Linked DNA regions of Homo sapiens: region 2 is linked to region 1. Evidence: chromatin loops called from intact Hi-C (ENCODE). Cell type or tissue: thyroid gland. All regions are shown on one strand. Links, peaks and the distances in the headings refer to the core of each region. The heading gives the core; the rest is flanking DNA. Region 1 overlaps GUCY1A1 (guanylate cyclase 1 soluble subunit alpha 1). Region 2 overlaps LOC105377506 (a long non-coding RNA gene).

Region 1 (2,926 bases), core at 103-2,602:
GGAGTCAAAACTTTTATGTGGATTGTTGACTGTGCAGGAGTGTCAGTGCCCCAACCCCTGTGTTGTTCAAGGATCATACACATGCATGTGCACACACACACACACACACACACATATACTTAAAATTGTTCATGTAGGAATTCCCAGTGGATATACAAAATAACTAGAACTAAGAAGTAAATTAAGCAATGTTTCAGGATACAAGACTGATATACAAAATTCCATTATAACTTCTGTACTAGCCACAAATACTGGAAAATAATTATTTTAAAAACTCATTTATGATACTGTTAATAAATACTTAGCAATAAATCTAACCAAAGGCTTACAAGACTTTTACACTGAAAACTACGAACATTCACGAGATAAATTAAGGAAGGTCTAAATATATGGAGAGATATATACCATGTATAATATTGTTAAGGTACAAATTTTCTCTAAACTGGTTTATAGATTCAATGCAATTCCAATCAACATCTCAGCCATCATTTTAGTAAAAATTGACAAAATGAGGCTAAGATTTCATTGATGACATAGGATAGCCAAATTAATATTAAAGAAGAAAAAATAGCACTGAAGGACTTATATACCTGCTTCAAAACTTAAAAAGTTAAAGTAATCAAGAAAGTGAGGTATCAGTTTGAAAGGGGTGACAAAGAGATCAATGAGATAGAGATCCACAATTGTGTTTACAACAAAGGTGTCAAGGCAATAAAATCAGGAAAGAAAATATGTTTGTTTGTTTTTTAATAAAAATGCCATTGGAACAACTGGAAATCCATATAGAAATAGAAATAAACTTTTATCCACACATCATACCATATACAAAAATTAAATCTTAATGGACCATGCCATGGTTTGGATATTCGAACCTTCCAAACTTTATGTTGAAATCTAATCTTCAGTGTTGAATGTGGAGTGAAATGGGAGATGTTTGAGTCATTGGGCAGATCCCTCATGAATGACTTGGCACCGTTCTCACGATAGCCAGTGAGTTCTTGCTCTACTAGTTCCTTCAAGAGCTGGCTGTTACACAAAAGCCTGGTGTCTCCTCTCTCTCTCCCTCGCTTCCTCTCTCTCTCAGTAATCTCTGCACACGCTGGCTCCCCTTCACCTTCTGCCATGAGTGGAAGCAGCCTCATGCTCTCACTAGAAGCAAATGCTGGTGCCATGCTTCCTGCACAGCCTGCAGAACATTGAGCCAAATAAACCTCTTTTGTAAATAAATTATCCAACTTCGGGTATTCTTTTATAGCAAAATAAACAGACTACGACAAATCGTAAACCTAAGTACGAAAGTTACAACTATAAAACTTACAGAAGAAAACATAAAAGAAATTCTTTGTGACCAGGTTTGAAGCAAAGATGCTTAAATTTGAAAAAAAAAACATGAAATATTTAAAAAGAGCATGATAAAGTGGACTTCATCAAAATAAAAAAAATACTTTGGCTCTTCAAAAGACATTATTACATAAACAAAAACACAAGTCATATACTAGAAGAAAATATATGTAACACACAACAGCAAGGGAGTTTAATTCAGAATATACAGTTTTCCAACTCAGTAAGAAAATAAACAATTCCATTTTAAAATGGGCAAAACATCTGAATAGACAATCATTAAAGAAGGTATATAAACAGTCATAAACATTTCTTCATATGCTCAATATTATTAGTTATTAAACAAAAACCCATTAGAATGGCTAAAATTCTAGAGTTCAGCAATGTCAAGAGTTATTGGCAATGTGGAATAACTGGAAATCTCACAGATTACTGGTGGGAATGGAAAACAGTTTGGCAGTTTCTTAAAATGCTAGACATTCAACAAATGCTATTGTTTATAAGCAAAACTTGGGTAATTCACAAATCATCAGGAAAACTTGCAATGTGGGCAGAAAGGTTACCATAGTAATTACCATAGTAAGTAAAAGTGTGAACCCTCCCTGGCTACAAATACCGGTTCCATTATTAATTAAATGTATGACATTAGGCAAGTGACTTATCTACTCTGTGCATCATCCATTTTTTCATCTGTAGAACAGTGATGAGAATAGAACATTCCTCAAGGGATTTGATTAAAGTAATGCAGTTGTATTAATGCTTGGAATGTAAAATGTACCTAAGAAATGTTCACTATTATAAACTGGACTTGATATAAAATTATTGTAAAAACCTTTATGTTTACCTTGTTCAAGACACATTTGAGTTAAAGCAGCATTTCTCGAAATGTGGTTTGCAAACTCTTGGGGATGTCCTGAGACCTTTTCAGAGGATATGCATGGTCAGAACTATTTTCATAACAATATTCTAATATTATGCACCTTTTTCATTCTCATTCTCTCACAGATTGCAGCAGAGTTCTCCAGAGACTACATGACATGTGATGATGTAATCATTCTAATGGAATTTATATTTGTGTAGAATTTTCTAAATTAGTAGGTTTAAAGTATAAGTGTACATTTTTGGAGATTAACGCAGTTTGTTCTCAGAACTCTATTATTTTTCCTAACTATCAGTATACTTGTTATAATGTTTGTAATTTCATTATTGTCTAATAATTTATTATTTTGAAATCTTGAAGTTTTTCTTGGTCTTAAATGTAAACATAAGAAGTAATTCCACTTTGCTAATTTTTTATATAAACTTATTATTTTAGATTTTAATATTTATTCTAAGACCAAGTCTATTGATTTTTTCATATATATACATATATATATATTTTTGAAATGGAATCTCGCTCTGTCAGTCAGGCTGGAGTACAGTGGCACGAACTTGGCTCACTGCAACCTCCGCCTCCCAGGTTCAAACAGTTCTCCTGCCTCAGTTTCCAAAGTAGCTGGGATTACAGGCACCCACCACCATGCCCGGCTAATTTTTGTATTTTTCATAGAGATGGGGTTTCACCATGTTTGACCAGGCTGGTCTC
Region 2 (2,926 bases), core at 287-2,786, 66 kb before region 1:
CTTTGTGAAATCATATGATTTAAAAATGTTAGCATGATAACCTGATCCTACTTGGAAGTTAATAAGTTAGCCTGCTGCATTTTGTAATGCTGGCAAAAACCGTAAGATTTCTGGGTCAGTGAGTAAAGAATGTATTACTCACAGCAACAGCAATAGCCAGAGTAGCCAGTTTCTTGAGTCCCAAGTCCACAGGGTGATGAAAAGAGGTCCAAGTAACGCCTGTCCATGCAGTAGGCTACATCACAAGAGAGGAACCCTGAACTTAGGGAACATGAATCTTTTATACTGAACAGTAAGCGTGCCTGCCCCTTGCTCCAGAAAGAAATACTATCTCTATCTTCCAAGACGATTTGCTGTACAAACACCCCAGGAAAGCTAGTGCAGAACAAAGACACTCAGAACCTCTGCTCATAAGACATGCATAAATATGAGAGACCACCTCCCAACAGTATTCTCCCCTAGTTTCTACACCATCTTGTCTTCTGGAGAATTTTCCCTTGGATACATCAGTCCATCAGCACTCTGATTAATCTGATCAGGAGAGCTGGGCCTAAATCTGTTCAATTTGGCTTATATAGCATTTAACTGCAGTTACTATCAACAGGACTTCAAGCAGTAGAATGAGGCCAACCTGCAAAACTGACCTGTCATGCCCTGCCTCACCATCTTATCCAGTCCTGGACTCAACCAGCTGAACTAATCCCTAAACCACCAAGTCTACCTTAGAAAAACAGGTATGTTTTTCCTCAAGTTTCTCTAGCGATCTTTCCACTTAGCCAAAGGCATTATTGCAGATACAGCAGGGTGTATTTGCAATTACACAGACTCCACCTTGGCCTGCAAGGGGAAAGTCTAGGGTGATTTTATTATCATTCATAAGGACCCTGGCCAGCAAGTTGTGTATTAGCTGAATGCCTTTGGCAGACAAGGTGGTATATTTAATCCCTTCAGCTAAAAGGGAAAATTTTTAACTGTGTGATTCCCATCACAGGGATAACAGCTTGCATTTTGTGCATAAATGATTAATTAGTTATTCCTCAAGGAAGCTTCTCTAGAGTTCAAGGATGGCTTCCCTTTGAAAACATCTCATAGTCTCATGCAGGTATCATGATCTACTGCTGGGATTTCCTTGAAGACACTTGAAGATCTCTTATCCTTCATATGATGGTTACTTTTATGTGTCAACTTGACTTGGCATCAGGGTGCCCAGATTAAATATTATTTCTGGGTGTGTTTGTGAGGGTGTTTCTGAATGAGATTAGCATCAAACTGATGGACTCAGTGGAGTGATTGCCCTCCCCTGCCTTGGTAGGGATCACCTGATCCATTTGAAAGCCTGAATAGAACAAAAGGCAGAGGAAAGAAGAATTCAGTCTTTTTTTCTCCCTCGTTGCCTGAGCTAGACCCTCTGTATTAGTCCATTCTCACGTTGCTATGAAGAAATACCTGAGACTGGGTAATTTATAAAGAAAAGAGATTTAATTGACTCACAGTTCCACAGGACTAGGGAGGCCTTGGGAAACTTACAGCTGTGGCGGAAGGCACCTCTTCACAGGGCAGCAGGAGAGAGAATGAGTGCTCAGCAAAGGGGGAAGAGCCCCATATAAAACCCTTAGGTCTCATGAGAACTCACTTACTATCATGAGAACAGTGTGAGGTAATCTGTCCCCATGATTTAATTATCTTCACCTGATCCTACCCTTGACATGCGGGGATTATTACAATTCAAGGTGAGATTTTGGTAGTGACACAGAGCCAAACTATATCACCATCTCATCTCATTGTTTCCTGCCCTTGGACTGGGATTTAGATAAACTCCCCTCAGTCTCAGTTCTTCAGATTTGGATTGAATTATACCACCAGCTTTCTTGGGACTCTGGCTTGCCGGCAGACAGCAGATTGTGGGACTTTTCAGCTTCCATAATTACCTGAGCCAGTTTCTCATAATAATACATATTTTTGGAAAACTCTAATATAGATTTTGGTACTGAGACTGCCTCTAAAGGAACATATTAAGGATGAGTTTTCTGAATTCATTCCAAGGTTTATGGAACTGGCTCTCTAATCTGATTAGATTTAAAGATACTGGACTCTATTTCCAGTAGTAAAGAGTGCAGGGATAGTCAGTGGCATGATCTGGCAATAGAGATATGCAAAATACCTGCACTATATGCTTCCAGTGAGCCACTAATAAGAAGTAAGGAGGTGGGAGACTTTGTATACGGTATTTTTGAAAGTTTCTGGAAAACTAATGCATATAACGACATAGACTGGTTTGTCCTAATGTCATTGGAAAAGTTGCACCAAAAAAGAATGAGCTCAGGGATTCAAATTCTCAGCCGTATAAATAATCAAATAGCTTCTATGGGTACCCTGAAAAAGACGCTTATCTCCTGTAGCCACAGGACTGAAACTGCTAAAAATTAAACACAAAACCTCATTCTGCAACTGGCTAAATTACAATGAAGTTGACTTTCCAGCTTTGCAGGATTTCTACACTAAAGTGAGGGCATCAATTGGAAAGAATGGGATTCTGTAAATTAAAGATAAAGACATGAGCAAAGATCCTGATGAAGCTGGAGACATTGAGTCCCTAAATTCTGATGAGTCTTCTTTGCCAGTGGAAGAAGTCTTCCAACCCCCACTGAAAGCGGCCTCCCCAGCCCCAGTGGAACTAATTCCCTAACCCCTGGCAAAGTGGCCTCCCAGCCCTCCATGACAGTGGCATCCTCACCCCCAGTTGTATTGGGCTTTCCATCCTTATCTGAGGGGTTAACCCTGCATTACCTGACAAAATGGTAATAGTCTCTCTGAAGCATTGCTATGCAAGACAATGCTGTTTCTTCTCAGGGCCCATCCGAACCATCCCTCTTTCCTTTTAGACCTATAACTAGACTCTAGTTTTAGCAGGCCTCTGAACGTGAGG

What was found. Hi-C counts contacts between places; a loop is a spot of excess contacts. Peaks named below come from ENCODE experiments on the same cell type or tissue, not always from the same donor. Only the 100,000 strongest peaks of a DNase experiment are listed, where the experiment ranks them.
Region 2: it touches region 1 in a loop (2.0-fold over the local background); 16 of 110 quality-filtered maps call a loop at or near these places.

The regions. Positions count from the first base shown.
Region 1 is chr4:155,677,649-155,680,574 of GRCh38, reverse strand. All of the region lies in intron 2 of GUCY1A1 (guanylate cyclase 1 soluble subunit alpha 1), which reads right to left. Among named protein-coding and RNA genes, the nearest start is that of GUCY1A1, 12 kb to the right of the region's middle. In thyroid gland, for the core only: no CTCF peak of the experiment used is centred there; a DNase peak (open chromatin) is centred at 1,044.
Region 2 is chr4:155,743,411-155,746,336 of GRCh38, reverse strand. It overlaps LOC105377506 (a long non-coding RNA gene), which reads left to right. Exons shown (of 8, transcript XR_007058484.1): 4 at 605-734. Among named protein-coding and RNA genes, the nearest start is that of GUCY1B1, 14 kb to the left of the region's middle. In thyroid gland, for the core only: no CTCF peak of the experiment used is centred there; no DNase peak of the experiment used is centred there.